2 separate regions of the Homo sapiens genome follow, and region 2 is linked to region 1. The links are chromatin loops, found by intact Hi-C in ENCODE. Cell type or tissue: ascending aorta. All regions are shown on one strand. Links, peaks and the distances in the headings refer to the core of each region. The heading gives the core; the rest is flanking DNA. Region 1 overlaps LINC00299 (long intergenic non-protein coding RNA 299). Region 2 overlaps LINC00299 (long intergenic non-protein coding RNA 299).

The links. A loop is a pair of places that touch in the nucleus more often than their neighbours do. Peaks named below come from ENCODE experiments on the same cell type or tissue, not always from the same donor. Only the 100,000 strongest peaks of a DNase experiment are listed, where the experiment ranks them.
Region 2: it touches region 1 in a loop (4-fold over the local background); 4 of 110 quality-filtered maps call a loop at or near these places.

The regions. Positions count from the first base shown.
Region 1 is chr2:8,242,351-8,258,778 of GRCh38, forward strand. All of the region lies in intron 7 of LINC00299 (long intergenic non-protein coding RNA 299), which reads right to left. Among named protein-coding and RNA genes, the nearest start is that of LINC00299, 78 kb to the right of the region's middle. RefSeq lists an enhancer at 11,421-12,292. In ascending aorta, for the core only: no CTCF peak of the experiment used is centred there; DNase peaks (open chromatin) are centred at 5,791, 6,121 and 7,011; H3K4me3 peaks cover 2,015 bases; H3K27ac peaks cover 4,535 bases.
Region 2 is chr2:8,160,027-8,176,454 of GRCh38, forward strand. The region is part of intron 7 of LINC00299 (long intergenic non-protein coding RNA 299); the gene reads right to left. Among named protein-coding and RNA genes, the nearest start is that of LINC00299, 160 kb to the right of the region's middle. In ascending aorta, for the core only: no CTCF peak of the experiment used is centred there; no DNase peak of the experiment used is centred there; H3K27ac peaks cover 797 bases.

The DNA of each region.
Region 1 (16,428 bases), core at 3,652-11,651:
CCCTTAATATTCCTGCTAATCTTAGTATAGAAAAGCTTCATAATTTGAAAAAGAGAAGTTTAACAAGACATGAGGCTGATTGTTTGCACAATCAGAACATCTAATTGAGCTATAGTATTCTAAACCATGCTTGCGTGCAGGGAGATAATTTTTCCTTCATTTCCTATTTTATCAGAAAATTAACCTTCATTTAAAACACTGTGGTCTGAAACACTTTTATAGCTACATTCTCTCCGCTGTTCAAAAGAATTTGAATTTTAAATTTGCCATCCTGGTCTTTAAAAATGAAACAAACTGCGGACGCTTTGGGAACCAGGTGTTTATGATCAAGGAGACATCAGAATGTGACCCGGGTCCAAAGCACTGCTCCTGCCAACCAAGGGGACTATGCTACCAGATCTGTTTTTAGTTTTTCAACCTTTGGTGAAATAATGAGGCTCTGAATTTGCATAGCAATCTTTTTGTCTGAGAACCTAACAGCCCCGCAGATCTTTCATTTCATTGCACAAACATTGGAAGCCTTTATTAAGTACCTCTCTGCATGGAGAACTCAGCTTGGCCCCAGACAAGCCAGACTTGAATCCTGCAATGATGACACAGAGTTGGCCATGGTACAAATGAAGTTAGGTAATTCATTTGACACACAGTTCACTAAGCACTCATGACACGTATGTAACCAGAGTGGGCCCAAGTTCATCTGGGGTCACCTTGTCTTATAATATTCTGGAAAAAATACCCAAACTGTCATTTCAGAGATTGCTGATATTTCTACCAGGAATTTAGTCTCCATCAAAATATTTCTAAAGATTTTGAGACAGAGTGAAGGGTAGGAGGGGGCACCGTCTCACATCTAGCCCTCTGTTATAGGTTGAATTGTGTGTGCCCTCAAAATGGATCTGTTCAAGTCCTAACCCCGGGCGTCTGTGAACATGACCTCATTTGGAAATAGGGTCTTTGCAGATGTAATCAGGTTAAAATGAGGTCATTAGGATGGGCCCTCTGTCCTTATAAGAAGAGGGAAATGTGGACATAGATGCACAGCAGATGCAATGTAACAACAGAGGCAGAGACTGGAGCAACACAGCCGCAAGACGGGAGTGCAAAGGATGGCCGGCAACACCAGAAGCTGGAACAGACAACAGAGAATTCTCCTTCACACATGAGAACACGGACAGCCCCAGAGATTAGCCTTTCGCCCAGCTCTTGCCACTTACCCATGGTGATGAGATCTGCATGCAGGCATTCTGACTCCACGGTTCTTGTCTTGACCATCGTACTAAAGTCCTTCACCCTAAAATGAAAGTAACTGGGTCCACTTCAGAAAGGTTTCAGGTTTCAGAGAGAGTGAACCCCTGCCAACACCTTGATTTTAGACTCCTGGCTTCCAGAATTCTGAAATAATGAATTTCTGTGGTGTCAAGCCACCCAGTTTGTGGAGTTTTGTCATGGCAGCTTCAAGAAACAAACACACCATCTCAGTTATGTCTATCTTCCCTGCCACTCGGCTCCACAGGTAAGCAGGGATCCAGGCCTTTAACTCTCAGACTTCCCTCATCCAGTACTGTCACGTGTAACAGACCTTTAGTGAAGGGCTGGGTATAAAAGAGGAGAATTGCTGTACAGACCAGAAATAAAACCCCATGTCTTTGCTGCTGAAGTTTAGCTTCCAGAGGGGACCCTGGCTGGCCCCGCCAGGGCTGTGGTCCCAAACTGTTGGCAGCGGCCAGCAAGCTTTTTCCCCTAGAGTTCTTATCCTACCTCCCACCACAATTCTCAACTGAAATCCCCATTTCTAGGATTTGCCCGTAAGAAAATGCAAATTACTTTATAGCAGAACAACCTGTCTACTCCAAGAAGGTTCCTGTTTTCCTTCTATGCAAAACACTTACATCCTCTTGGTCTCAACCACTCCAAACTAGACTCCCCCAGAACCATGATCTGATCAAATAACCAAAAGGCTCCTTCACAGATTGTCCAATAATGTGTCCTCACCATGGGGGCTCTGGGAAATGGTTTGCAAAGAACCCCTCACATCATAATCACTTTGAGTGCCTACTAAAATGCAGATCCCACTGGATTACAGATTTTTTAGCGGGAGTTTAGGAACCTTCGTTTTAAAAGGGTCCCAGTGACCAAGAGCCACAGTGTTAAAGCCAAGAGCACAAACTTCAGCCAGCCTTTAAAATAGCCATTCTTTCCCCCCTCGATAACAATGCCAGGGGTAGAGACTGACAGGCTCGCTGCAATGTCCCCTTGGACCAAGTTTGATTTTACTCCTGTTACAAATACAGTATGGAAGCTCCAGACACCCTCCCACCAACCTCTCCCTTCCCAGCACAGGGATGGCTCCTCCCTGGCCAGGCCTTAGTCTCACAGGTGGCACCCCCTTTGCTATTGAACTTGAACCCCGATGCCACTTAGCAGTGGAGACTTTGGGCACTCTAGTCAGAAAGAGCCACTTCCTCCTCTGGTCTCCTCCCACTCTCAGGCCCCAGCCAGATCCTCCAGCAGTGGCCACCTCCCTCCTCACTCCAACTTCCTCTTTCCTAGTATCTCCTGAGACTTGGTAAGACCACCAACATATATTAATAGTTCCTAAATTATTTTAATGCAATAATTCAGGCCAGGTTATTTGGTCTTACTGGAATTGAACATAAAATAATTCTCACCCTGAGGTCGATGCACCTGCCCTGTATTGAAGGCACAGATGAAGCTGAGGCCCACAGTAGATGTCTACTGTTATCACCGGCTTGCTCTCTTTCCTTTCTCTTTCCCTCCTGTTTATCCACTCTAGGGAAGAAGAAAGCACTTTCCTTCAATAAATATGCATTAAACTCCTACTTTGCTCCAGGCAATGGATATAAATAACTCAGGGACTTTACCACTGAAGAAGGCATAAAAAGTAAACAAAAGCTATGAAATAAATATGGACCATGTTCTATTGGAGTTCAGAGGAGGGAACCTCTAATGCTGCATGACCTAGTCAAAAAAGCCAGCACAGAGATGCTGGGACCTAGAGCCATGAGGTCACCCTAGAGGAGGCATGAGAAAGGATGAATCCTGTAAGGTCCTTTTGCTCACAAGCTACAGAAATGGACAACGTGATTGAAATACTTAAACAGGCCATGTGGCCCAAGCATTAAAGCACCAGCCTTGTTTGCTTGAGGGAGCTACATAACCTTTCTGAGCCTTAGTTTTCTCGTCCGTGATATCAAAGTAGTAAGAGTTTTTTAAACAAATGAAAGACGATACATAAAGTGCTTAGGAACGCACATAATAAGCTCTCAATAACTACCTATTACGGCTAAGGAAAAAAGTGGACTTTATAAAGATAGATCTCAGAACAGAAGGAAGACTGAAAACTGAGCCCCATGGAGTGGCCAGAGCCAGGGAAGCTTCACAAACCATGTCTGTGGCCCTCAGGTGGCTGTGCATCAGGCCTCTGTCAGGTAGGCTCCAGCCAACTCTTGCAATTCCCAGGAGAGAGATTCTGGCTGCCCGGCTTGGGGCAGAAGGCAGGTCCCAGGGACATGGCACAGGAGACTCAGTCATCCCACTTTTGAAGAAGATTCCAGACAAGGAAACTGCCAGATCATGGTCTGGGGGGCAACCCAAGAGGCTATGGTATAGAGCGAGCCTGGAGTTTGTGTAGAGAGTGGCAGGTTGGAAGACATGTGTGCCTTTTCCCATGGGCAGTGAGGAGCTACTGAAGAAAGGGAAGGCAGGAGCACTGAGTGCTCGCCCAGGGACATGGGTGCTTCAGAAGGAACCATCAGGCATTGAAGACCATGGAGCAAGCTCACCTGATATGGTTAGGCTTTGTGTCCCCACTCAAATCTCATCTTGAATTATAGTTCCCATAATCTCCACATGTCACGGGAGGGAACCAGTGGGAGGTAATTGAATCATGGTGACGGTTACCTCCATGCTGTTCTCATGATAGTGAGTTCTCACAATATATGATGGTTTGGTAAGGGGCTTTCCCCACCCTTCACTCTGCACTTCTCCTTCCTGTCACTATGTGAAGAAGTACATGTTTGCTTCCCCTTCTGCCATGATTGTAAGCTTCCTGAGGCCTCCCCAGCCATGCTGAACTGTGAGTTTCACAAACTCACTTTCCTTTATAAATTACATAGTCTTGGGTATGTCTTTATTAGTAGCGTGAGAACTGACTAATACACCACCTTACCCCCGTCCCAAGCCCTAGTGCCCCAGCAGGAGGTCCCAGCCCACTGCACTCTGGTCTCCCTCAGGAGGTGTCTGTGAAGGGCCCTTCTATGGCCCACGGATGACTGGATACTCGAATGTACATGTATCCAGGTTCAGATCCATCTCCTTGCATGATAAAGGTCGTTTCTAAATGGCTCTCTTTTCTAATGTGCACACTAAACTACATGGAGATCCTGGAATTTAAGATACAATTTTCAATCTACTTGGCCCCCAAATTCAGTAGAATTTGGATCTTTTCAAGTGTTTTAGAAACAATCTGTGCTAATGGCACAATGTTCTTGCTAATGCCCTTTAAGGGCCAAATTTTCAAAAATGGCAAATAAATTTGTTTGTCATTTCCATGTGTAGTTTTATGGGTGGGTATAAATACTGCAGTCGAAATAACAAGCTGATTTTTTCCTTGCAAACATTTACACTGAGGATTGAATGAGGTGTAAATTGGAAAGGTTATCCCTGTCTAAGGAAAAGGGCAGGGCCATTCTCAGCTAGGGACACACCAGGCAGCCAGGGTCAGAAAGGGGCTATGACAGAACAGGCAGACAGAACACGGTGTTCTCCCTATGCCAGTCTTCAAGAGAAACTGGAATGGCCTATCTACACAGCAGGCCACAAGAATACCAGCTGTGGCTTGTCACTTGCCTCAAGTAACTCCTCTTCTCCCCTCTCCCACTTCGCCTCAGGAATTACTGCAGATCACCAACCCTGGACATCACTGGAGCCTACATCTCCAGGCTCTCTGATCCCATAATACCAATGCCTATATTGGCTCCAGGACCACTCTATTTGGACAACAGATTGGACATTGGACTTTAAATTTCAGTGGACTTCAAGTTTCACCCATATCACCCCAGAACTCAGATTTGTTCCCTGCCTTAACCTCTGGGTCCTTAGGAGTCCAGATGAGATCTCCCCTGCCAGCCTGAGTCCCTCAGACTCCCACCAGTGGGCTGGTCCATACTATATACAGCCCCCAGCCCACCCTGCCCTGGGCAAATGCAGGAATCCAGGCAACCACATTCATTGCATTCTGACTCTTCCTCCACTCCAACAGCTAACATGACAGACTCCAAAGCTCAGGGCAAAACTAGAGACTAGGGTATGTGTCTTCATGCTCCTCTGTTTCCAAATATATTCAATGGCACTGTAGCAAGGACATCACCCTGGGCTATGCCAGGATAACACGGCTGGAAGCTCACAGCTGAATGGCCACACTTATACTCTGCTAGTCTTTGTGTGTTGAGACCATCACCTCTAGCTGCACCCAGTTAAAAGTGAGAAGCAAGAGAAAAGTCCAAGTTGTGGAATCAAGTTGTGTTGCACTGGAGCCGGGAGAATTCAGGCTCTTGGCATATAAAGAAGGAGTTAATACAACACACCCAGGCACCGGGCTTCTGCCTCTCCCCTCCTGGAGAAGAGCAGGAGCAGGCCAGGGGCTGGAAGAGACAGCTGGCCCCCTCTCCTGCTGTGCAGGCCAGGCTAGGCAAGCTGAGCAGGCATCGGGAGGGAGGAGTTGCTGAGGACACTTGGGTGACCATCAGCAGCCAGGCCCTGCTGCCCACAGGAATGTTCCCAGAGGAAGCCACGGGCTTCTAGAAGTCTCAGGTCTTCCCTCCCAACACGAGGCCCTCCTTCCCTGTAGCCTCACCCTGTCCTCAAACACTGTGCATTTGGCAACATGTGAGTTGGGTCTTCATCCTCAAAACCCACCCTCGAAACACAACATGCATGTCTATACCTCCACCCTGGGGTCAACACTTGGCCAGCCAGGAGAGGCCTTGACCACACTCCTGGACCCTGTCATCTTTCCTTCCTCCATAGGACAGCACAGAAACTCAATAAATGCCTGTGGAATAAAGCACACATTTTATTTTTGAATCCAGTCTCTGTTCCCCACAGAGCACGTAAGCGTGAAGGCAGGTCTGTCTGCTTCCTTCACGCCCATATCCCAGCACTTACTCAGAGCCTATCAACCAGCCGGAGCTCGAGAAATAGATGATGACAAAGTAAATAAATTCATCTATGGAGATACTAAAGCTTTCCTAGGACTGGCAAAAAGGAAAATCTTCAACACAGCTAATACCCGATTTGCAGATCAACTTCGTGTTATTGTCACTCATAAATGCCCTAGCTGATTTGCATAGCAAAAATAAGATTTCACTGAATGCCACACTCAAATCACTTTGCTCAGAATTACTCAGCAGAGGGCTGGATTTGTAAATGTGTTTAGTTTGGAAGTTCCTGACTTCACAAAAGTTACTTTCAGTTACTAGGAATTTTCCAGTACATTTTCTTTGGCTTTATAAAAAAAGATCTGATCCAATCATGATTTTTCTCTCTAGAATTTCTACATTTAGCTTCAGGATTTATCAATGACATTTTTTCAAAGCAAAAAAAATCTCTTCAGCCAACAGTATATCTGTTTCAGAAGGGAAAGTTGGATTTTTATTTCCCCCTTTTTGAAGCCGTTGGTGCATCTGGGAGAGCTCGCAGTCTTACCAAAAGCTTCTCTGTGGTGGCTTTGGGGAGAACAGCAAATTTGGAATCTCACTTGCCAGTGGTATAGGCATCAGAGTTCTTAGTGGACTTTTGCCAAAGGCCATTAATAAAATACAGTCCAAATGTCCTAATTAGCATGCCCTCGAGTGTGGCCACGTGTAGAACTTGGACTGGCTCTTGGCCACGAGCTGCTGTCGCAAAGCTCAGATCCCTGCTTCAAGCAGGCTATGTCACAGAGAATCCACTGCAGAGAGCCTTCTGGAGATCGGGGCAATGTGCGGAAGGGCACGTCCCTGCCAGCCACCCGTACTCTGGCCAGGACCCGGAGCTGGGCACTGGCCGCACCCGGCTGAGAGGTGATGTCAGATGTTCCTGTCGGGATCTGGCTTCTGGCTAGCAGCAACTCCCGTGTAATGGAAGAGTGGCTTCCCTGCTAAGCTTCAACCCTGAAGCCAATTAACGACTCAAATCCTTCAGGAAGCACTGCTTGGGTTTTACCAGAGACATAAAGGTCTTATCCCATTAATTGGTGCTTAAATAAAAAGAATAAATACTGCAGAATCTAACCTAGAGTTGGTCCCTACCTTTCGCTACCCTGAATGTACTATGACCCTAGAAAACACTTATTTTATAAGTAGTTTTTTAAAATAAAAATAAATACCCTGAAAACTACTCCAGGATAGATTTCTGCATAATGGAATTGTAAAGAAAAGAATAATGATTACTCCCTGTTTTTAGAAAACTAGATTTTTGTAGTTGAACTTCCTTTGCTACTGAAATAGTGGACAGAGTGTCCAAAGATAAATTTACCCAAAGATAAAATTTTGCATCCTTACATGAGATGACCCTGGGACACCCAGCAGTGCTAGGTATTTACATAAGCTGGACCAGATGGATAACTCAATGTACTCCAAACAATACGCCTCTGAGAGCTGGTTTCCTTAACATCGGTTCAGATGGGAATAGCCCTGTATGCACAAAGGGTGGTAGGATTTTTTTCACAGTCCCTCTGTCCTGATATCCAAAATCTGATGTTATTTTCTAACATTTTAGGTTTTGTTCAACCTAGAACCATTATTGATCCCTGCATCCTTGGCACCCGGCACAGAGACTGTTGCTTAGTGGATGAACAACAAATTTTTGCCAAGTGAGTGGTGATCACCATCCCTGAGCTCCCTTAGATATTCTTAGATATTTGTTCAGTAAAATCTGCTTTGAGGCCACTGATATAGTTTGGCTGTGTCCCCAGCCAAATCTCATCTTGAATTGTATCTCCCATTATTCCCGTTGTTGTAGGAGGGACCTGGTGGGAGATAATTGAATCATGGTGGTGGTTCTCCCATACTGTTCTTGTGGTTGTGAATAAGTCTCAACCTGACGGTTTTATAAGGAGAAACCCCTTTTGCTTGGCTCTCATTCCTTTTGCCTGCTGCCATCCATGTAAGATGTGACTTGCTCTTCCTTGCCTTTTGCCATGATTGTGAGGCTTCTCAGCCATATGGAACTGAAAATCCAATTAAACCTCTTTCTTTTGTAAATTGCCCAGTCTCTGGTATGTCTTTATCAGCAGTGTGAGAACAGACTAATACAGCCATGGTGAGGGTCATTGCCAAAGGCAACTTTCCTGAGAGCCTATCATAAGCTGACACAGCTACAGTTGTGGTGTCTCTTGAGTAGCCTGCCCTTTACAAGGACATAGTCTGTCCCTAAAAAAATTATCTGGTGGTGTTCACTTCTGAACAATACCCCAAGAACATATTGCTTGGTGCCCACTCTCCTATTTCGTCCCTCCAACCTCTGCTCCACCCTCCCCAGCCCACAATCAGCTGGAGGTGTCTCCTGCCAGAGGCTCAGCACTCCCTTCCTGAACAGGCACCACTCTCCAAGGCTGACAGCCTCCCCTCAGCCAGGGTGGGTTCTGCCCCATGCAGCTGAGAGTCCAGCAGGGAAGACGAAAGTCACCAAGTAGAGCAAACAAAGTTCAATGCAAGAGGACCAGTAGCCGCTGCTCCCCAAGTCTCCCCAGATACTCTGGACTGTTCCTCAAGGATCCCACACTTGAGCTCTAAGTCCTCGGGTTCTCATCTGGGTCTCCCCAACACAAACACCCAAGGCTCGTGCTTTTTGTTCTAAAATCCTGTGCCACGCACACTCCCAATGACGAGTGCTTCAATAGTGTTGAGGAAATGTTGTGGGGTATTTTCCCATCAGTAGCATTTTTAATAAAAATATTCTAAAAGCTAACTGAAGCCGGGATTGGCCCATGGGCTTGGGACAATCCCCCACCCATTCTGACAAGGGAGCCCAGTAATTCTATGTGCAGAGTCCTCCTCCCAGGAAAGCCCCAAGTACTCGATTCTTTATCAGGAGGTGTCACAAAATGTCACTTAGAGCTAGAGGAACTTGCTCTGTCTCCAAAACTATGTTCATTACTTCCTCTGAACCACCCACCCTGGGGAGCTCAGGTCGGTTTCCCTGTTTCTTTGCAGGCTGTCTGGGCAAGCTTGGTTCCTCTTATCAGCACGGTGACCTTGCCCGCCCATCAGAGAAAACATGGATCACAGTTGGGTTTCCATAATTTTTACCCTATCATAATATAAACGAACTCAGGTCTAGGACACTTGATGCCTGAAAGCCAAAAACTCAAGAGAGGAGCTTTGGTGAAAGGAAAGTTAGCTTCATTCCAGAAGCTGGCAATGCAGGGGAGGCCGTGAACTAGCATTCAAAGACCACCTCTCTGAGATATGCCTCTGGATCAGGGATTTTTAAGGGAAAATTAAGGGAAACATCATCAAAACATTATCGTGAAACGTATGCAGTCTCAGGTGGGAAGTTAATCATTGCTTTCTTGGTCAATGTTTTGAGATCTTCCGCAGGGGCCACCAGCCTATTCTTATCAGGTGCGTCAGCCGATGCCCAGAGCCATTGGTCTGGTATTTTCTTTTATCTCTTTTGAAGGCCCTGTTTTCCCGAGGCTGTTTTCAGTGAATAATCTACACACCCAAACAAAGCAATAATTATATTCAAGCAAGCAGGTTTTTCTCTAACATGGACTAAGTCCCATTGCAAGAGGGCTGCCTGCCTCTAGAGCTGAAGCTCCTATAAAAAGCAGCATGGCGTGGTAGTGACAGCACCAGCTTCAGCTGCAGCAAATCTGGTTTCCAGTTCTGCTGCAACAAGTAGCGCCTATGACTTTTGCCTGGTGACTTCACCCTTCCAAGCCCTATCAGAAAGTACACTGAAAATTATTACAACAAATGAGGATTAAGGACAGTACCATGTGAGTCTAGAATATAATTAGCACTCAACACATAGGAACCATATCTTGAAGCTGGTGAAGTCTTATTTTCATCTCTGTTTTCATAATTTAAAAGGCTTTGTTGGTTGTTGAAATAATTTGGTATGATAACTCATGGGCGTGTTTGTAGTGAGAAAAACATGAGTTTTTGGCATCAAACGGAACACTCCTGGGTTTGTATTAATCTGGCAAGAGCTAGGCTGTGTTTAACGGGTGCTGCAGATACTGGTGCCTGAAGCTTTTTCCCTGGTGTCCTTATTCGTGTCTTCCCCCTTGGCTTTGGGCCTTCCCTCTGTGTTGCTCCCCAAAGAGAGTCTGTGTCTTACAGATCCTTCCTTTTAACCCACTTTATGATGCTGGATGCCACTGGAGTGGCAGTCTGGGCACATTCTACCATCTCAGGAAGCCTCAGCCTTTGGGCAGGACTGTGTCTGGGGCTGGTAGTGTTTCTTTCCCTCCCCCAGGGTATAAATGTTTTTCCTTCCCCTAGGCCTCTCCTCAGCTGTGATGGTCCCAGTCTATTTTTTCAGAGCCATGCCCCCTTGTTGATGAGGTTTGTTAGTGTGGGGTTTTGTTAATTTTTTAATTAATTTATTTTTTGAACTGACGCATTGTAATTGTACTGTTCGTATTTTGTTCTTAGGCAAATCCAGGAAACCTGGAAAGAGCTTCAATCTGTGGCAGTTTCCCCACTTGGCCTGACCAGAGGTGACACATCTCACACAGCCCTAGCCCCACTCTCTTGCGAGGCAGCACACTGCAGTGGTTCCCCCAGGCCAAGGAATTCTCAACTCTGCCTGTTCAGCAGCCTCCCCAGAGTGCTGGAGGATGAATACCAGGGCCCAGCCCCGACCCTAGTCTCTAAAGCCATCCATCTTTGGTGGAGTCCTGACACCAGTATTTTTTAAAATCTCCCCAGGAGCTTCTTCAGTGAAGCTTGGTTTTAGAATCTTTGGTCTAATGCCTTGTTCCTCATGGTGTGGTCAGCAGACCCACAGCACTGGCAGCAGCCGGGGGCTGTCAGTCACACCGAGTGTCTGGCCCACGCCAACCCTGCCAAGTCCAAACCTGCATTGTAACCTGATGCCTAGGGGAATAGATCCACCGAGAGGTGTGAAGAGCCCAAGCTGCTCAGCGCCATTGTAAGGGCTGCCTAACGAAGCATCATAAGCCTGTGGCTTACACAAGAGAAATGTGTCATCATGCAGCCTTGAAGGCCAGCTGCCGGGGAGCCAGGTGTTAGCAGGCCAGTTCCTTCTGAGGGCTGGGAGGGAGAAGGCTTCCAGGCCTGTCTCCCTGGCTGGCAGGTGGTCCTCTTCTCCCTGCGTCTCTTCAACTCGTCTTCCCTCTATGCATCCGTCTCTGCATCCAAATTTCCACTTTTAATAAAGATATGGGTCATGCTGGATCAAAGCTCGCCCTAAAGGACTCATTTTAACTTGATCGCCCTATAAACATCCTATCTCCAAACACAGTCACATTCTAAGCTCCTGGAGGTGAGGACTCCTACATATAAATTCAGGAGGACACCATTCAGCCTGTGACACACATTCTAAGCCTGATTGGAACCTGATTTTACCTCCACCCCCCACCCCCAGGCCTGGGCATGGTATCAGGGCACAGAGCTTCCTGCCACCCCTGGAATCACAGTGGTTTCTCACTACCCTTTCTTTGCCCACATGGTTTCTTCCCTAGCCTATGAGGACTAAGCTCTGATTTTTTTTATTTTGCCCAAATTCCTATTTAAGGAGTCTGGGGAGTCATGCCCTACAAACCATACATTCTCATCAGATGAGTTTTATTTGACCCTATATATTGTGACTTACTTTCCAACGTGACTCTGGTATAACATTACAAGACAAGGAAGAAAATCAAAATATTTTACCCCAAAACATGTTTATTTGCTGTATCTTGAAATGGCCCTGCAAAGCTGTCCTTTGTGGGGGAAAATCTGCATCTGCAAAGAATCTCTGCTAACATAGCTAGATCTTTATCTTCCAGGCCCTCCCACTCCTCAAGAGATTAACTAAGAGTCTAGCACCTTTTATAGATCTGAATAGGAAACATTTGTCATCTGTTGTCTCTAGGGCAGCCACTACAAGACTTCAAAGGAACTTTTGTCTCCACAATCTTTTATCTTAACCTTTCTATCAATCCCAGGTCTTTAGACAAACTCAACCAATTGTCAACCAGAAAATGTTTAAATTTACCAATAGCCTGGAAGCCCCCACTTTGAGTTATCCCACCTTTCTGGACCAAACCAATGTATTTCTTAAATGTATTTGATTGATGTCTCATGCCTCCCTCAAATGTATAAAACCAAACTGTACCCGACCACCTTGGACACTTGTTCTCAGGGCCTCCTGAGGGCTGTGGCATGGGCCATGGTCATTCATATTTGGCTGAGAATAAATCTCTTCAAATATTTTACAGAGTTTGACTCTTTTCATGGATACCTGGCCTCCTGAGGAGTGCACTTCCTCCTTTGAGAAAACTTAGATCAGGGTCCCTGCTCTCTGACAGCTTTCCTCACTTCCAGCCCCTCACTTTCTCCTGGCTCTGGAATCTCTGCAGGAATCTTCTCTGAGCTTGGCTTCCTGGAGCTGTGCCTCCCACTAGGTATCTAGCAGGCCAAGGGCAGGGCAGGGTCTCAGCTCACTTTACGTCCCTCTGGCCTGGCACCTGGTGGACGTGCCTTCATAAGCAAGGTTGGTTGTAAAAATGAATGGAACACCATAGGAATCCAAACTTAAAATGAACACCAGGAATGGCCCTAATTTTTACACCAGTTGCTGAAGAGCAGGCCGAGAGAGAGCTGTCCAGCGTAGAGACACGGAGGCTTCTTCAAGGGCTTTCACTCTGATACTCAGCCCCTTGTCTTGGGAATTACTGTAAGAGGCTGGGACCTGATGGGGCCCCCACCTTCCCCCTAGCTTCTCTTCACGTACCTGCATCTCACCTGCCCTGTTCATTTTCCCAAGAAATCCTGAGGGCAGTGCTGAGGCTGTCATTCAACTCCCCACTTAAGTTTAAGAAATGGCTCCAAAGCACTCGTGAAACTCCTTGATATTACGGGGGCTGCAGAAATGATGACCGTGTCCTGAGAAAGGCAGGATCCTTGTTCACACTCCTCCAGCCCCACTGGGGCCCAGTCCCAGCCCAAGCCCATGTTCATCTGGTGTGGCTGCTTCTTCCAGAGACCAGGCATTTTTGCAGGTTTGTCCCATTGAAGTTCACAGGCACAGGGGCAGTGGTTTCCCTTGGCCTCTATTGTGAGTCATCCTGAATGCTTTGTTTTAATGCAAAAGCCTAGATGTTTTCACATTCCAACTCTAATCCCAAACAAGTTATTTGTTATTGTATTTGATTTCTTATCTTCTCCCCTTCACATAACTGACCAACTGACTGACAAATATGGAGTTTGTTGATTTCCTGTAACAGATGCATTCTTGTTTGTTTGTTTGTTTGTTTGAGACAGAGTCTTGCTCTGTCACCAGGCTGAAATGCAGTGGCACGATCTTGGCTCACTGAAACCTCCGCCTCTCAGGTTCAAGCAATTCTCCTGCCTCAGCCTCCTGAGCAGCTGGGATTACAGGCGCCTGCCACCACGCCCCAGTAGTTTTTGTATTTTTAGTAGAGACGGGGTTTTACCATGCTAGGCAGGCTGGTCTCGAACTCCTGACCTTAGGTGATCCACCTGCCTCGACCTCCCAAAGTGCTGGGATTACAGGCGTGAGCCACCATGTCCAGTCAACAGATGTATTCTTAGAAGTTATTGTAACTGCAAAATTAGTTCAAAGGGAAAAACTGAAGTGAGTGTGGAATGAGTTAGGTGGCTGGGTCCATGTCAAGGCAAATAAACACAGAGTCACAGCCAAGGCAATTATAATTATAATCTGGCCATAATCCTATCAGCAGAGGGTACACGATCTACTGCAAATTTGCTCTGAGGTGTGCGGTTGTCCTCCACTCTCCCTTTCTTCCTCAAAGGTAATACATAGCCCAGTGCAAATACAGACTTCTTCTTTCCCCTGAGAGTTGGTTATTCATTTCTCACAATATTCTGGGGGAAAAAATTAGCATGCTAGGTGAATTCATGCATGATCCATTCTTAAAAAGCACTAGGATATAAAAATTACGTTCTCTTGACCTCGGTCTTTTTTTTAGGATAGGGCTCTCTTTCTAAATCCATCTTCCTATGCCTTCTCTCCCTCTTTCTCTTCCTTTTTCCAGCTGATATCACATAATGGACTATGCACTTTAGATCTGAAAATAGGTGAAAAGCTTGAGCCCAAAAAAGCTGGTGGCATTTATGAATACGTATCAAAGTCCATTCTCTAACACCATCAAATAGAACATGCATTTGGGCCAGGAGCGGTGGCTTATGCCTATAATCCCAGCACTTTGGGAGGCCGAGGCGGGCAGATCACCTGAGGTCGTGAGTTTGAGACCAGCCTGCCCAACGTGGAGAAACCCCATCTCTACTAAAAGCACAAAATTAGCCAGACGTGGTGGCACATGCCTATAATCCCAGCTACTCGGGATGCTGAACCAGGAGAATCACTTGAATCCAGGAGGTGGAGGTCGCAGTGAGCTGAGATGCTGAGATCGCACCATTGCACTTCAGCCTGGGCAACAAGAGTGAAACAACGTCAAAAAAAAAAAAAAAAAAAAAAAAAACAGAAGGAAAGAGAAACAGGCAGTAGACTCTGAACCCATTTAAAAATAGATTTGCTCATTGCGCTATTATAAACTTAGAGAATTTTCTCCTGGATCTACCTGTCATAAAGAGGGCTGTCGAAGGGGTCATTGTAAAGACAAATATTACTTTTTTCTTCCATGTCCAAGGAAATATATCTTTTGCTCAGGGGAAAAAGAAAGAAACAATGCTGCCTCTTTTGTATGGGGAAAAGGCAGCTCCTTATTTTTATGTTAAAGAGTTGTCAAGACACTTATATTTGTCATAGCATTAAAAGTTATTTTTTATTCTACTTAATTGTTCATTGAGATTTCAAAACCAAATCTGCCTTCTTGCCAAATATCTTTGTAATATGTACATTTCACACTGGCTTATTATAATGGATTTTCTCATGGGATCTAGCATTCTGGCATCTGCTTTGTTATGATATTATAACAATAATTAACATTTAGCACTTACTGTATAGCCAGCCTTTGATCCATATTTTTAACAAAATGTAATAACAATTCTCTTTCACACAGCATCTTTCATCCCAGAGCCTCAAAGTGGCTGGCAGCATCGTATTATAGCCTGAGATAGTTGTATTCATTCCTGAAACCCTCCCAACGCCCCCATGGGGTCTATCCACAGCAGGCGTCTTCCTTAGGGGAAAAAAAGGGAAGAAAGGTCAAGTGAATTGCCAGGCAGCAAGACAACAGCAGCAGGGCCAGGAATAGAATCCAGCCCCGTTGCCTTCTTGGTCAGGGACTCCAAAGCTACAATAGCATCTATTTTTAAAATAAAAGAGATGGAGAGTGAGAAGCAAGATGCATCTGGTGTATTCTGACAGGGATTTGGATATGCCCTAAAAGTCATGCTATATCTTCTGAAATGAACCCCTGGGAACAAAAGTCTGATGCGATGGTGAGATGCCTTTTCAGCAAACAGCACCTAACTCCTCTCTGTAAGTACTTGAGTACATACTTGTGCCACAGGCTGGGTCCCTTTCCTCTAGAGAAGAGTTAGAAGGAGGTACACAAAGACTCCAAGAACTCTAACTCTGAATCTCTCTAATCAGGGCAATCAACAGACACCGTGAAGCATATCTCATACTCAGTACTCTGTTGAATAGGTGATCAATGTGAATCAATTTCACCCAAAGCTGCTGTTGGAATGGTTATCTTACATCTTCTGCTTTTCTCCTTTGGATCAAACCTCTTAACTCTTAGACATCCTCACAAGAAAAAGAAAGAATATCACCAGGTTAACATTTGGATCATTTGGAAGAATAATTGTCATGATTATGAACCAAAAGAAGCCCATTGTCACCTTAAATTCACAAGAATAAACATGGCCATTATAGGAAAATTAATCATCTATATATAGCTAATTAATATCTAATAGATATGAGCTTCACTCCAATTTACAGTATCTCAGGCAAGTGTAAAGGTGCAGATGTGGGTCAGAGACTGACATGAGAAAAACAGCAACATACTTGGTGCAAAGAAGATGCTCAAAGGATGCCTCTGGGGTGAATCACAGTGAGAGCCACAGCGTGAGGGAGAATGACCGAATGGCTTGCACATGAATGAAAGAACAGCGGTAACCACCATCACTAAGCCACATCAACACAGCGCTTCCCAGTATGGGAGCCATTACTGTCTCCACCTAAAAGTGAAGACACTGAGGTTCACATAGTTTAAGTAGATTTCCCCAAATTATGGAG
Region 2 (16,428 bases), core at 4,139-12,138, 82 kb before region 1:
CCAGAGAAGCTTGCAGGGTGCTCCCAGGGCACTGACTGAGCAGGAGTGGGAAACAGGTTGCTAATTCTCTAGGCCCCTCCCTCTGCCAGCAGAATCGGCTGCATTATGTTAGGGTCAAGTCACAGGAGGACACAGGACTCTCCCAAGCATGGCCTACCCCAACTCTAGGCTCTAGGCCCAGGGGGCTCCACCTCCCTCCCCAAACACCTCATGCCCTAACGCTGGCTTCACTTTGACCTCTACACCCCTTTCTGTCATGGTCTGTCTGCTGGAATGCCCTTCATTTGTGTTATAAGGCCCAGTTCAATGTTCACCTCTCTAGGAAGACTTCTCTCCTCTCCCCAAATGAAGCATGAGCTACCCTCACCTCCTGCATACTCCTGCAGCCCTTTGAACTCGGTTTTCACTTCTGTTTTTTTTGTTTGTCTGCTTGTCTTGCTGTTGCACCTCTCTCTACACTGAAGCTAAGATTCACCATTTTGCTTCCTCCTAAGAATTCCTCTTACACCACAACCTCTCACCCTTTGTCCTTGAGTTTCTCAGACACCCAACTTGAATTCTCAGTGCAAATCTGGGAGTCAATGAAAGAGCAAGTTGGAGCTGTGAAATCACCCTCACCCCACCACCCATCCCTCTGCTGTAAAAAGAAATACATGCAAAATTGCTGAGAACAAGATCTGGAAAACAGTAGGTGCTTAAATGAGGCTAATGGCTTCCCTTCTTTCTCATTGCAGGAAATACGAATCCTAACATGATGAATTCCCAAGTATTTTAAATGATAATAAAATATTTCCAGCTCAAGTAGATATTCAAATGAGAGCGATGTTGCTAAGAGCTGAGCCTTGGAAAAGGCCTGGAAAACGCTGCAGTAAAAACTCTCCGGACTTTCTCTGTGTATTCTCTAACTCAACTGGCAACATGAGCCACTAAATGATGCTAAAGACACAGGTTTCATTGCATTCTTGACTTTTTTGCTCTTCGGCCAAATGTCAGCGCCCCCAATTCACGGCTCCAAGAGGACCTGTCCGTGAGAGCACCAGCCCAGCCCCCACCTGTGTGAATGAAGAGACCCATGTATCCAGAAAACTACAAGTGACATGTGCAGAGTGACAGCGAGAGCCCTGATCACAGTTCCTGTTTCTGTCCAGGGCTGCTTGTACCACAACAGGCCATCAGATGGACGCTGTCCACAGTCTATTACGGCAAGGGGGCAGGAGGCCTGGTGGGAGCCGGTAAATGACTCTGCCCTCTGGGAGGGATACCGGGGTGGTTGGGGAACGCATCTGCTGTGCGCCACACCCTCGTCTCCAGGCCCTGCGTGCTCAGTGGGCTCTCAGTTGCCAGGTCCGACCTGGGTGGAACATCGTTTCCGAGCTCTGTCTCGAAGTGAGTTCCATAGACAGTTTGGTCCTAGGTCCTAAATCTCCCTGCTTTCTGGCATATCATCTTACGGCTCTTATAGGCGCGCGCACACACACACACACACACACACACACACACACACACACAATCTGTCCTCTCCATCCAAACACAAAGGCTTTTTTTTTTTCTTTTTGAGACGGAGTCTGGCTCTGTCCCCCAAGCTGGACTGCAGTGGCGTAATCTTGGTTCACTGCAAGCTCCACCTCCCGGGTTCACGCCATTCTCCTGCCTCAGCCTCCCGAGTAGCTGGGACTACAGGCGCCCGCCACCACGCCCGGCTAATTTTTTTTTTGTATTTTTTAGTACAGACGGGGTTTCACCGTGTTAGCCAGAATGGTCTCAATCTCCTGACCTCGTGATCCGCCCGCCTGGGCCTCCCAAAGTGTTGGGATTACAGGCGTGAGCCACCGTGCCCGGCCACAAAGCCTCTTTAAGTTTACTTTTTTGGGGTTGACAGCAAGTTGTTCAATACAGCCCTTAAAATATTTATTATTTTAAGGAAAGTAGATGCATAGCTGTGATAACTTCAGCAAATAGTTTTAATTAAGCTGATTTAATGAAAATCCAGTACAATTTTGATTTTTTAAAACATTTGTATATGTGTTATCTCCAACATACCTAACAATTCTCTGTGATTCTAACTCCAGCATCTTCTGAGGCTACAAGTGTCACTTTTAAACCAGTGAGTTACTGCAGGGAATTTAGTCAGCCCACCTGGTAACAGCCCATTCGCCATCTTCCAGTTGTGTTTTATCCTTTGTAAATGTCGTAATTTCCAGAACCTTACTCTGAACATTTTCAATATCTACTCAGTATACACTGAGGAATTTAATTAATTTTCATTTTGTTCAAAGTTAAAATTTAATGCAGTGCTCAGTTTAAAAATAAGATATGTATAAATTATAATTTAGCGTGCATTCTAAAGTGAATTATTACCTGGGGTTTATTAAATAAGCTCCTTCTTTGGTATATGAAGGGAGGTATCAGTGGTCACATTTCACTCTGGGGAAGGAAAGGAAGATTGACTGAGGCCCAGCCAGGCACCAGACAGTGAGCCAGGTGTTTCCATGCCCCTCGCCTCCCTGAGCCTTGCAGTCATTCTGCGGGGTGGGCGTCTGTAGGAAGGAACGTGGGACCGTGTGATAATCTGGACATTGCGCTTGCACCGGAATTTCTTCCTGCTGGTTTTTGTAGGTCTGTGTTTCCCAGCCATTCAGTGAGAGGCACGGGAGAGAGCGGACACACTGAGAAAGGCTGAACGGCTGGTCTTTTCTATTTAAGGGAATCTCAGAGCACATGCCATAAATTATCCTCTCCTCAGTTTTCTTGACGCACATGACGAGTCCTGAGTCAACCTTCAGGCTTGGTCCTGTGGCGGCATTGCTTGTGGACTACTGAGCTGCCGCACGTGTCACAGCCAGACACGCACGGGGTCATTCCACCACCCAGGGCTGGCCCCCACCCTCCATGCTCTGCTCCATTGTCTGGGCAATGGAAGGCGATGATGGTGAATGCCTTTTTCTTTTTTTTTTTTCCCCGAGACTGAGTCTCACTCTGTTACCCAGGCTGGAGTGCAATGGCACAATCTCAGCTCACTGCAACCTCTGTCTCCCGGGTTCAAGCGATTCCCCTGCCTCAGCCTCCCGAGTAGCTGGGACTACAGGTGTGTGCCACTGCGCCTGGCCTGAATGCCTTTTTAAAAAAGTAACAGCATACTTAGAGTTTCCAAGTTTCCAAGATACCACATTATACCTGACACGCTCATCTCACCGGACCCAGCCTCTCGGGGAAGAATATTGTAACTTCATTCTTCAGGCCTCTCCTTTCCACAAGGACTCCCTCCCCAACTCCTGATAAGGATGTTATTTTCCACAAAAAAATATTGTATACAATTATTAAATAAACAAAGGATTCTGGACAGTCACATCTCACTAAGCCACAAAACGGCCACCCTGGGGTGTGCCCTTCCTCACAGTGCTTTTCTTTTTTTTTCTTTCTTGTTTTGAGATGGAGTTTTGCTCTTGTTTCCCAGGCTGGAGTGCAATGGTGCGATCTTGGTGCACCACAGCCTCTGCCTCCCGGATTCAAGCGACTCTCCTGCCTCTGCCTCCCAAGTGGCTGGGATTACAGGCACATGCCACCATGCCCGGCTAATTTTGTATTTTTAGTAGAGACAAGGTTTCTCCATGTTGGTCAGGCTGGTCTCAAACTCCCGACCTCAAGTGATCCACCCACCTCGGCCTCCCAAAGTGCTGGGATTATAGGTGTGCGCCACCACACCAGGCCCATGGTGCTTTTCCATGGCCACCGTGCCCTTCCCCAATCTCACAGGGGTGGCTGGGCTCCCACACCAAGGCCTGGCCGCCTTCCTGACCTCCAGCTTTCTTTTTGGCTAATCTTCCCAATCCACAAATCGTTGCATCTTAAGAATAGAGCACGGTTCTCGTCCTCAGTTTGACATACTAAACTACTGGCAAAGATGTATTCTTGGGACAGCTTTTTAAAGTCTGTCTGCAAGCAGCACCAAGATTAAATGCATCTCCCCAGCCTGAATGGGGATGGCATTTTTCACAAAGAGTGGTCCTGCAGGCCAAGGAGATCACAGCTTGAACTGAACACCTGTCAGTCGGTCTAGACAGCAACTGCTCTAATTTTGGAAGTGCAGGCGATCCGTAAAGCCAGCAAGCGGGGATGACTTTAGCTTCATCTATTGTGGACACAATTAAGTAAGTGAGATATATTTATGAATTCAAAACAGCTTCGTCATTCTTTAAAATCGGAGTTGAAAATCCAAACCGGAACTATTCATATGGTTTCTCCTTTTAAGTTACAAGGTTTCCTATCATGTATATGAATGAAATATAGTTTACCAAGTGAGAATAGTTTCTTTGTATTTAATTAGAAAATGACAGCATTTTGGTGGTGGTGAACAGTCAACACAGATCGTCTAACGGAATCCTTTCCTTCACTTTTGGTTCTCTGTATTCCGAGTTTTCTTGTTTGTAATCCTATTGCTGTCTTCATTAGAATATAGAAATGCTTCTATCTTGGCCTGACATTCACTTCTAGCTGCATTATGGGTGTGATTTAAGAAAAAAAAACAAAACAGTTAACTAGGAGACTGTGTTCCTTCCCACACTGTGCCCATGGAGGCAGCACATATGTTAACTCTTTCTAGTTTTGGACGAGAGTGGGTGAATATGATACGTATTGCTGGCCAAATTCTGTGGATTTTTTTTAGCACAGTGCATTGATCTAACAAATATCTTCTTACAGTTGTACAATGCTTTGGTAGGTAGAAAGAGTAACAACCTATCATTTTATACCAAAAGGGAATTTTTACATTTTAAAAAAGCACCGTTGTGAATATAGAATGGAATATTATACAGCCAGTAAAATGAGGTTTATAAAATAAGGTATGTACATTTGCATTTAAAATAATAGAAAATATTCTTACTTCTAAAATTATTTGAACAGTAAAAATACAAAATGTTCTGTAACTATCCCTAGTTGAGATATCATACAGAATTACATAATGTTTATATGAGATTATAAATGTGCATGTATATCTTTCTCGTTGTCTCCATTTATAAACAGTGATTGTTTCTAGTAGGAAGATCAGGGTAACTTTTACTTTAAAAAATGTGTTCTATAGTTTCTGAATTTTGGTGAGGCGTCTTATTTTTAAAAGCAAAATATTCTTCAAAATTTTATTTCCAATAAAATATATTTATTTCAGCAGCCCCATGGGCAATAAAGGAAAAAAGCAATATTGCCTAGTTTTCTAATTCTGAAGATATTTTAGCCTTTCAGTTTTCCCAAATAATAATTCATGTGTAATACAAGGGAGAGATATTTCCCAACAGGTTTAGGAAAGCCTTTTTTTCCCATGACTTGTGACTTTCCAAATTATCTACAAAACGCAGAGCAGAGGGAAGAATGGAAGCTCCCATTGCCATAAAGATGTTCCTGCTTCACACTCTACTATACTTTGGCATATTATAAGCAGCTACGATGAATGAATTGATGTTCTGTCTTGTTGCCACAACAATTAGTCAAAAAGTGAAAGGCTCAGTCAGTTCAGTACGCAAGACCTTGGATGCCACTCAGGAGCCCTGCATGAGGAGAAAGGAAGGTGCAGGGAAACTTCATTGTACCCACCAGACGGCCCGAGAACCATCTCACTGCATTGCACCGAAGCATGTTTGCCTAAGACTTTCACAACCATAATTATTTCCTTTTGAAGGTAGACATTGGTTTCCTAAGGATTTGAACCGATTAACTATTAGCCTGGTGCAAAAGTCATTGCGGCTTTTGCCATTGCTTTTAGTGCAATTACTTTGCACCAACCTAACAGTTGCATGAATATGCACATCTCACCTTAACAAGCCAAGTTCCTCTAACTTGCTTTCTCTGTTTCCCAGATAGCTACCCAAATCAAACAAACCCTGTATCCTTGACCTGTGTATGTTGTTTTGCTTTGCTTTTCATTTTTGAAAAACTGTACTCTTGTGCATGACAGAAAATGCATGATAGAGGTGCATGATGGAAAGTCTTTCAAATATGCCCCCATAGAATCTGACCCAGCACTCCCTTCATCCCTGCCCGTAGTGGCTGAGGTTACAATCCTGCCCTCTCCTCTCTGCGTCTGCTTTAATCCACCATCAGCTGTAAGGAAGGAAATTAGTACGGGGAGAGAGAAGAATGAACACACTGTAATTGTTACAATACACTAACAGTAATATTGTGACAAACAGTTCAGTGCTGTAATTCAGTGCCTCCAAACACTCAAGTATAGTTGAGAATAAGATCTGCATTTCTTCAAGAGCTAACAAAATGATTTAGGGCATCCCAGGCCTCGAGCACTCTAGGTGCTCAATAATTGTGTATTCAGGGAATTATCTCTAATATGTTTTTCAATAAAGCTCGTTATATACCTGTTGTGAAATGTCCTTTTCTTTAATCAATCATATTTATTTCAAATCATGAGTTACAAAGAAATTTCTGGTGCAGTGGTTCACACCTATAACCCCAGCACTTTGGGAGGCTAAGGCAGGAGGGTTGCTTGAGGCCAGGAATTTGAGACCAGCCTGGACATCATAGTGAGATCCCATCTCTACCAAAAAAACAAAAAAAAAATCAAGTGGACCAGAGTATATACATGACACAGCAATCAGGTTAAATCAGAAGAGTCCCTTTAAAAATCAAAGTAAATTTTCCCAAATACATTTTATTAAAGAGAATGGAGTAAACCATGAATAAGGTTGTTAGAAGATTCCAAATTTAAAATGCAAGCAAGTTCCTCAGAAACAAAAGTATACTGCTAACTCACCCACCTTTTACAATATGTATTTTCCAGTACAACATAGCCCAGTGAAGACTGCATTTAGAATGGCAGTTATAATGCTATATGAAAAAAATAGAATAATTGTGGAATTTTTTGCATTTAATGCTGTTTTTAAAGTAAAGAACATTCAATAGCAAGAGCTAAATCAAGCATTGTACCACGTAAGCTATAGAGTAGGCAATCTTCAAACGAGCTCTGAACTATATTGTTAAATATCATTTGAAGTATTTATATGTTAATTTTCCTATAAAGGTATATAAAGGTAGAAAAAGATAAATTAGATGCAGTATTAGAATCAACAACACAACAACAAAAACTACTGAAAACGCTCTTTTGTCTAGATTGAAAAATACTTTCTAAATACACTTAAAATTTAGGTCCTTATTAATTTTATCTAAAACAATACAAATGCTTAAGTGTTCTTTCTTTTTTTTTTTTGAGACGGAGTTTCACTTTTGTTGCCCAGGCTGGAGTGCAATGGCGCCATCTCGTCTCACTGCAACCTCTGCCTCCGGGGTTCAAGCGATTCTCCTGCCTCAGCCTCCTCAGTAGCTGGGATTACAGGCACACACCACCATGCACAGCTAATTTTGTATTTTTAGTAGAGACGGGGTTTTTTCCATGTTGTTTAGGCTGGTCTCAAACTCCCGACCTCAGCTGTTCTGCCTGCCTCAGCCTCCCAAAGTGCTGGGATTACAAGCATGAGCCACGACACGCGGCCAAGTGTTCTTTCTTAATGCATATTCAAGAATACCTTAAGTCAGGAAAACATTGGTTATATTTAGATAGAAAACATAATTGAATGCTAAGTCTTCCCCAACTACTGCCATGTCAGTTCAGCCTGGCACTTATATTTTATTATACAGTTTTCTGGAAAATACCTTAAACCATGTCAGAATAGTAACTCATATATCAGAGCTGGCATAACTCCAGCAGTAGCACTGAGAACACTGCAAATATCGCAAATTTGTTGCCTCATCCTGGGCATGATAAACCCAGTTGAGGTAGTGAGGTTGGTGCAGATCCTAACTAAATGTGGGAAAGAGGACCCTCTCCCTAACCTTTAAATCCTTATGTAAAGTTTGCTATCTTGTACAAAGCATGTTATCCTTATTATAAAAATTATACCTACTCATGTAAAAATTTATTGGAAAATAAAAAAGAGACAGAAAGAAGAAAACCTTGCCTTTAGTACTCAGGTCCTTTCCTTTTAAAACCACATTGGAATCATACTGTATACAATTTCATATTTAGTTGATCTTTTAATTTAACATTATATCTTTAGCATTCCTTATGATATTAAATGTCCTCTGTGGACATAAATCACAATGCATATAACTATTCCCCTACCCTTGGACACTTAAGTGGTTATCAATCTTTTGAGATAATAAATAGCATTACGGTGAATGATAACAGAAATGTTATATTACACCATCAAATTAAAAGCACAGCACGACATGCAACCAGGCACAATTCAATCTGAATCTAATTGATTTTAGACGGCAAGATTATTACAAATCCTGGGTGCATGCATTCAATTTTTCATGATCCAAAAATGTAATAAGTGTGGCTTTGAATGTCTTCCCTGATGTCACTGATCAAGTTGCTGGAAGGTAGAAAGCAAAGAATGGACCATGACACTTCACCAGGGTTTCACCAGATTCATTTAAATACATTAACCAACGTGTCAAAAACCCGCCTTCCTCTTGTAACAACCAGCTCATACTTTCCCTTCCTGTACATGAGCACGTAATAAACATTTTCTCAAAAAGCTGATGGAAAGCTAGGTAATGGTGTGAACATCACTTTCACAATGATCAAAAAAAATGACCTATATTCAGCATGGAGGAAATGTCTTTCAATTCCTAATGATCACCTTTTTATTTACACGTGCTCATTTATAAGCCGTCAGCCAACATAGATCACTTTATGCTTCCGCTTGGAAAAGGGAAAAAAGAAAAGAAAAGAAAAGAAGTACAAGACCAAAATAACAGTGGCCTATCAAAGAGAAGTTTATCTCCCCTGCAGGCTAACAATCCTCTTTGGTTAGCTCAGAATTTCAGGATGCCCTGCCCTTATGTCCCCACCTTGCCTATAAGTGCTTCTGCACAAGAAGCAGGGAAGAGTGGGCTCAGAGTCACCGCCCCCACCCCAGCAAGTGAGGGATTTCACCCAGGACTGACATGCATCTCCTGGCTCTACTCTCTGGGTTATTACCAAAGCAAATCACAGGCCCACAGTGAACTTTGAAGAAGGCAGAACACACTTCTCCCATGACTCTGATTGTTGACAGAACCAGATATTGGCGAAAAGCTCATGCCTACCATACAGCTGTAGAATCAGCAGTGCCTCTTCCTGTCTACAGACACTCAGATTTCTTTTTTTCTACTCAATAAAGGAGCAGTTGGCTCCCCTGTGCTGGTGTGGTCTCAGCTACATGGTTGCTCAAATACTCCCAATGGTGGTTCAAGGCCAGGTATTTTAGTATTGTATTGACCTTGACAGTAATAAATCAACTTTTGGAGACAAGGAATGAGTTCATGAGTTACCCTTTATCTTGGTTGCAGAGCAATGGATGTTTTAGGAAGGGGTTCTGGAGCATAATGGAACTCAGTCCCCAGCTGTGCATCACAATTAGATGGATGGTGTTGGAAAATATCACCTCTGTCAGGTAGAAAAGGACTACAGGTCACCGTGTACGGTGAAATGAAGAACAGCTGTTGATTATCTGAAAGCATGCTTTCCTTCTCTGTAATTCCCCTAAGTAATATTCTCTGAGGACTATATGACTTCCTCAAGGAGTCATAATAATAATATTCCTAATCACAATAAAAACAAAGACTTATATAGTCATATTATTAGATGCCAGGCACTGTTCCAAGTACATTGCACATACATAGACTCTCTGCATCCGTGGGTTCCACATCTGTGATTCAACCAACTGTGGGTTGAAAATATTCAGGAAAAAAAAAATCTGTACTGAATGTGTACAGACTTTCTTTTACTTGCCATTATTCCCTAAACTGTACAGTATAACAACTATTTACATAGCATTTACATTGCATTAGGTATTATAAGCAATCTAGAGATGATTTAAAGTATACGGGAGGATGTGCGTAGGTTATATGCAAATACTATACCATTTTAAATCACAGACTTGAGCATCTGAGGATTTGGGTATCTTCAGAGAATCCCAAAATCAATCCTCCATATATTGATCAACATTTTGAGATAAGTACTATTGTGTGCTCCATTGCAGATAAGGAAACTGAGGCACAGGGAAGTAAATGAACGTGCCCAAAACCACACAGCTAGAAAGTAGGGGAGACAAGATTCAGACCATAGCCATTTGGCTTCAGAGACTCTGATCTCTTTCACTGTACCAGGATGCCTTCAGCAGGTTGTTGATACCTCTCAAGAGAAACACAGAAGGGACACTGTTTCCATCTACAGATGCAGACCTAGCCCAAGGTCACCACTTGTAAGCACCAAAGCAGGATTTGAACCTGGGGTGAATGCAACTCCACAGCCAAGGGTGTTTCCACTCTGCCAAGCTGCTGCTAGCATTACTACCCTAAGACATCAGACCAAGTCCTTTTTTCTGGTTACATTTCTGTCAGTAGACACACTTCATTTCTTCTCCCACAGCCTCTTTCATTTCATTTGATGTCACTCTTCAGCCCTCTTATAAAGAGCTTGCAATCTCCAGACAGTGGCTTCCTTGGATCATGCAAATATTGCTTATTGCCTTTGACCTTGCTTTGAAGACTTCTTTGTCTACAGTGGATGTTTAGCTCTCCTTGGGGAAGCTATTTAATTCAGACCTTCTCCCCTAAAGAAACACGAATCCCTGAAAGCCGACACTCAGATTTCCTGTTACTGAGTTCTATAATCCCCAAGTGATTATTTGCCCTTGAGATTTCGTAGCAGGCTTAACCTTGAGCTCAGCAGATAAAAGCCTGCCTTTTCCCAAGGGAGGTCTGCCCTCAGCAGCACCTTCCACATGGGAAGAGAGGAGGATCAGCCATGCTTCTTCTCCATTGGCAGCTGGAAAGTGGGATGGGTTGGCAAGAACAGGACAGAAGGTAGTTGGTCTCCTTAGGACAAAACACCTCAGAGCAGGCTCATGGCAGTGAAAGATGACGGCAGTGACCAAGCTGATCTGAGACTATGATGAGCCGAGCATTAACTGATTGACTTTTGACCCATGTTTTACCTAATATGTCTTTTTCCTCGTTGAAATTTAGAGCTACTGCCATCTTTAGAAGCTTTTGATGAATATGCAGGATTGCTGGAAGCTAAGCAGCGTAATTGAATTTGCAACTATTTGCTACAGGACTATAATTTAATGGGAGCATAATAATTTACTAAATACCATTACAGTGGCATCACATCCTGTTCATCAAAAAAATGAAAAAGATATATGCAGCAATGTTTCTTTATTATTCATGGTAGCTTTTTATAGAGAGGTTACCTCTAGAGTAGAATGGGTGTTATCATTTTAGCTTCCAGATTCAAATATTCTAAAACTACGTCAAATCCTACTACCTCCAAATTCAATCCATTCAAAATCTAGTACCAGCAAATTGAAGCCGTTTCTAAATGTCTCCTTTCAAATAGCATATCCACCACATAGTTTGCAGCTATGCAAAATACCTTCTATTTTTGTAAAGCAATAAATAATAAGAATTATATGTTGAGGTTCAACTATGTACCAATTATATGGAGCTGGATGCATTAGGGGTATGTGTGTGTGTGTGTGTGTGTGTGTGTGTGTGTGTTCTAATCTGAACAAAGGTTCTACGATGACAGTATTATCATCTCTATATATTTAGAGATGATAAAATAAAAGTTCAGAGAGAATCAAGGTCACCCACTTAGCTAGGTGAGGAAGCCAAGCTCGGGACCTAGCTTTCTCTGACACTGCAACAGCCTGCTTCTGTGAGATTTCTCCAGTGTAGATAAAACAGCAAGTATTTTCCAAGATGATGCATGAACTCACTCCAACTGGTGACTTCCTGCCAGCGTTACTGATTAATGACTAAAATGATGGTGCTCTGAAAACAAAAATGGTAAACCAGCCAAGGCAACAGGCCACCTCCCCCCTCTAAGCACCTGGGGAGGGGTGAACTTCTTCTGTTTTCCTCACTCCAAGCTAGGAATTCTAAGGTTTCTGTAGGGGAACCACTTACTACAAGAAGCAGCCATTTCTGGTCAATATCCCCCTGTGTTAACACTTAAAGAAATACATACTCTCAAAACAGAATCACTGGGAATTTTCATTTTCTCATTTTCCCCCAGAATCGGGAGCACTCTAAAGACCTGCTCCTGTTTTTGTGACAGACTTAGCATGAGTTCCATGGGACTCTGCCTGAACAGCATGTTTGGGAAGAATGCTCTCTTCTCTGCCCATGGTTATCGAGCTTTCTCACAACTTTCCTCGACTCCCTTTCCCGACAGGCCTCAGCCTAGAAAAACTAAAGGCCAGATCTTTGGAGGCAAAGGAAGCATATTTGGAATAGTGCCCATCTCCAGTCACAGCCGGAGTCACACGAGTTGCATGCACGAGGATTCAAGGCCACCTGGAGTAATTCACATCACCTAAAGTTTCTCAGGCCATGCCAACTTGGTATTAGAAATGGGGTCTGGAAGAAGAAACATGAGGTCACATCATCAGGAAAAGTTGCTGCTCCAGTGATTGCTTCGATTCCACAAAGCTAGAATTATATCCCCCTGAAAAATTCTCTTCTTACCAGAAGATCTCAGGGGAGATCTTATATGAGCTTTCATGAGAAAATCCTGTCAACCATGTTTAGCCACCACTGTCTTCCTCTCCAGAACCAAACACCCCTTATGGTAACACTGTGGGAACCTGCTCAAAAATGGCCTAAAAGCCCCATGTCACGGCCTCTGGGGTCAGTGAGTCCCGAAGTCTACCCCAGCTACAGCCCAGCAGTCAGGGCATTACGGGTAATACATGGAAAGACACAGTTTCCAAACTCCTTCACATCCGACTTTGGCGCTAAGCATTTCTCCAGTAACAGAGCCACCGCCATCCCGCCCCGTGCGCCGGCCCCACCCAGAAAGGAACATTTCATGCTCATTAGTCTCCACTGCAAATCCATTCTCCCACGTCGTCTCCAGCAGGCACAGACATCCCCACCTCCAGCAGCTCCTTCGTGCACACAGTCTGTGTCTCTGATCTCTGAAACACACCACAACACGTGCACACGTTGCTCCTCATCTGCCCTCGCCCGTTTTCCATGCCACCATGCGGGTCAGTTCACTTCCGCTCCAGCATTCCCACCGCCCTTAGTACTGGACACTGCTTCTTGAGGCCAGCATTGCTCCATGCATTCTCACAAGGGGTTCTGAGGCAGTTGGCATCCCTGGGGACCCACACCGTGAGTGGGAGAATGCCCCTGGCCCACCTGAAGTTGCTCTTCAGCAGAGCCTCCGGAGCCTGGCTGCTGGGGCTGGGGAGGCCCTGACTACCCACCACGTGGTGCAGGAAAGGCCTAGAGGCTGCAGCATGGGAGAACTTCCCACACAGGCAACACGCCGTCCCCTCTTCTCTCTTGCACAGTTCCTGCTTTACCAAGACCATCCTAGAAGGCAGTGGGATGAGGACAGGAGACCAGCACAAACAGCAAAGGGAAGGACAAGGACCCGGATATGGGTGACGCTGCAGAAACGGAGACGGAGCAGAGGCCAAGCGTATTGTGGGGAAGCATAAACTACCTAGCCTGTGTTCTGCTGTTGATGTGTTGTGTGCTGCCAGGCAAGTTGTTTAATTTTATATCCTCAGTTTCCCCATCAGTGGCATGACAGGGACGACTCTCAGATCCAATATAGCTCTGGCAGTGCAGGACCTTGAGGCCTCAAGTAAGATAACGTGAATCACATGTGGGGTGGATGGGGTGGGATAGTCTCATTTCATGGCAAAGAGATGTTTTGAAGGATGCTGACATTGTGGTGTTAATGAAGGATGCCACTGGCATTGTGTAAAGACACAGAACCAGGAGGGGCAGGGTTCAGGGAGGAATTTAATATGAAACTTGAACCCAGACATAGTCTCAAGCATAAATAGAAATTTAATAGTGAAAAATGTGGCTTTCCAAATCAACGGAAAATAATTCTTCAGTAAATGATGTCAGACAAGTATTTGGGAAATGGGAGAGGAAGTCAAGATCTTTAGCCCCTTTCTTATGCCAGCATTTTTCTAGCAGGATCACAGATTAAAACATAAAAATCATAAAACAAAAGAAACACACTAGAAGAAAATGTGAGTGATATTTTATAACCTTTAGGCACAGAAAGACTTTCTAAAAATGCCTGAATAATAAGATGCACACATAAAGGAAGAATGACATATTTAGCTTCAAATACAGGTTTTATGTATATAAATATGTTTACACAACAGTAAAACAACAAACATTTTAAGACAAATGGCAAAGTAGAAAAAGTGTTTTCAAGGCATATGCTAACAAAGAATTGATGTCTGCGCTATACAAAGACCAAGGCTTTCACATCAGACAGTTCCAGAGGTTCGAGAAAGAGGAAGCCTAGAAAGACAGAAACTTTTAGACACTGTCTGCTCTATTCTAGCCAAACACCACAGAAAAAATGGGGTCCCACCCCTACTCACAACAGCAAAGGCCAAGAGTAGGCTCTAGACTGGCACCCTTTCCAGGCTGTGACCAAGCACCTACAAACCCTGACTGGGGTTGTCTTGAGGAGGAGAGTAGGGACTTTCATCCTGCCAGGTGGTAATGAGCTCTGTGCACCCTACCTCAACTCCCTCAGCATCAGTGGAGACCACATGGGGAGCCAGGACTTCCACCCCCACCCCACCATAACTGGGTGCGTCTCCCCTTTCCCACCGGGGGTTGGATCAACGTTGGCCTAGAGATGAATCAGAAATCTTAGCAATGCCCAGTGGTTAAAAAGCCATCCATGCTTGACATCAGTGGAGGCCACATGAGGAGCAGTCATGAAGCACTCCCATCCCAGGTGGCATCAGGGCGGCTTGCTGGACAGCCAGAAAGTCCACCCACACTCTCGGGAGGGGAAAGCCCCTCCCTCATGCATGTGTCACTGGAGGCTGAGTGGGGATCCTTGACTTCTATTCCTCCCTTGCCAGGAATGAGATGGTGCCACCCTCCACCTCTTTTCCTGGAGGAGTATGTTAGAGGAAGCCAGATAAAATAGAAGATTTAGAGAAGATCCAGAACCTCATGCCATAATATTCCAAATGTCCAGGTTTTCATCAGAAATGACTCATCATACTAAGAAGCAGGAAGATTTCAAACTGAGTGAGAAAAAAAGTCAATAGACTCCAACAGAAAAATTAGAATTATCTGACAAAGATTTTATAGCAGCCGTTATAAAAACAACTTAAAAAGCAGTTATGAGCATGCTTGGAACAAATTAAAAATAGAAAGCCTCAGCAAACACACAGAAGACATAAAAAGGAACCTAATGAAAATGCTTGAACTAAAAAATACAATAACAACCAAATAAAAGTCAGTGGATTTTCTCAACTGCAGAATAGAGGGAAAATAGAAAAAAAAAATCAGTGAACTTGAAGGTAGAAAAATAGAAACTACACAATCTGAACAAGAGAGCAAATAGACCGAAAATTGAAAAATGAACATACCTTCTGGGACCTAAGTGACTATAACATAAGATCTAGCACTCCCAATATCAACATCCCAGGGTGAAGCAGCAGTGTGGAGCTGAAAAAGTACTTGAAGAAATAAAGGCAAAAACACTCAAATTTGGCAAAAGAGACAAACCTGTATATCAAGTTAGCTGAGCAAACCCCAAATGGAATAAATGCAAACAAAAATCCAAAGACACATCACAATCTAACTTCTGAAAACCACAGTCGAAGAAAGATCTTAAAAACAACAAGATACAAAGTACACCTCACCTACAGGAGAAAAACAATATGAATGACAGCAATTTCTATCTGTCTCTCCTTTTTTTTTTTTTTTTAAAGAAAAGGACAGCTAAGAGAGGTGATACAACATTTTTAAGTTCTGGGAAAAAAATGTAAACACAGAATTCTATATACAGCAAAAACATTCCTAAGAAAGGAGTGGGACGTTAGAACATTGTAGATTTAAATTTAAAAAAAAAAAGACGACGAAGAAGAGAACTTGTCAGGAAAACTATCATAAAAGAATGGCCAAAGGAAGTTCTCAAATGGAAAGGAAATGATAGAAGAATGAATCTTGTATCATCAGGAAGAATGCAGGAAGAGTAGAAATATGGGTAAATACATTTGTCTTCTCCTCTTGAGTTTCTTCAATCATGTTTGATAATTGAAACAAAATATATACGTATAAAAAATGTTTGATGCCGTTCTAAATTTATGTGGAAGAAATATTTAAGGCAATTATATTATTATAGGGAATAGTAAAGAGATGTAAAGGAAGATAAGATTTCTTCACTTCACTCAAACTGGTAAAATCCTGGCACTTGATATAGACATATGTAAACAAATATAAATGATTGTTAGAACAAGCAGATAGAATATCAGCAAGGATGTAGATGAACTCAACAAAGTCACCAACTAACAGAATCTAGTTGACACTTCAAAAACACTCTTTCCTGCCCCCCGACAAAAAAAAAAAAGCATACACTTTTTTTTT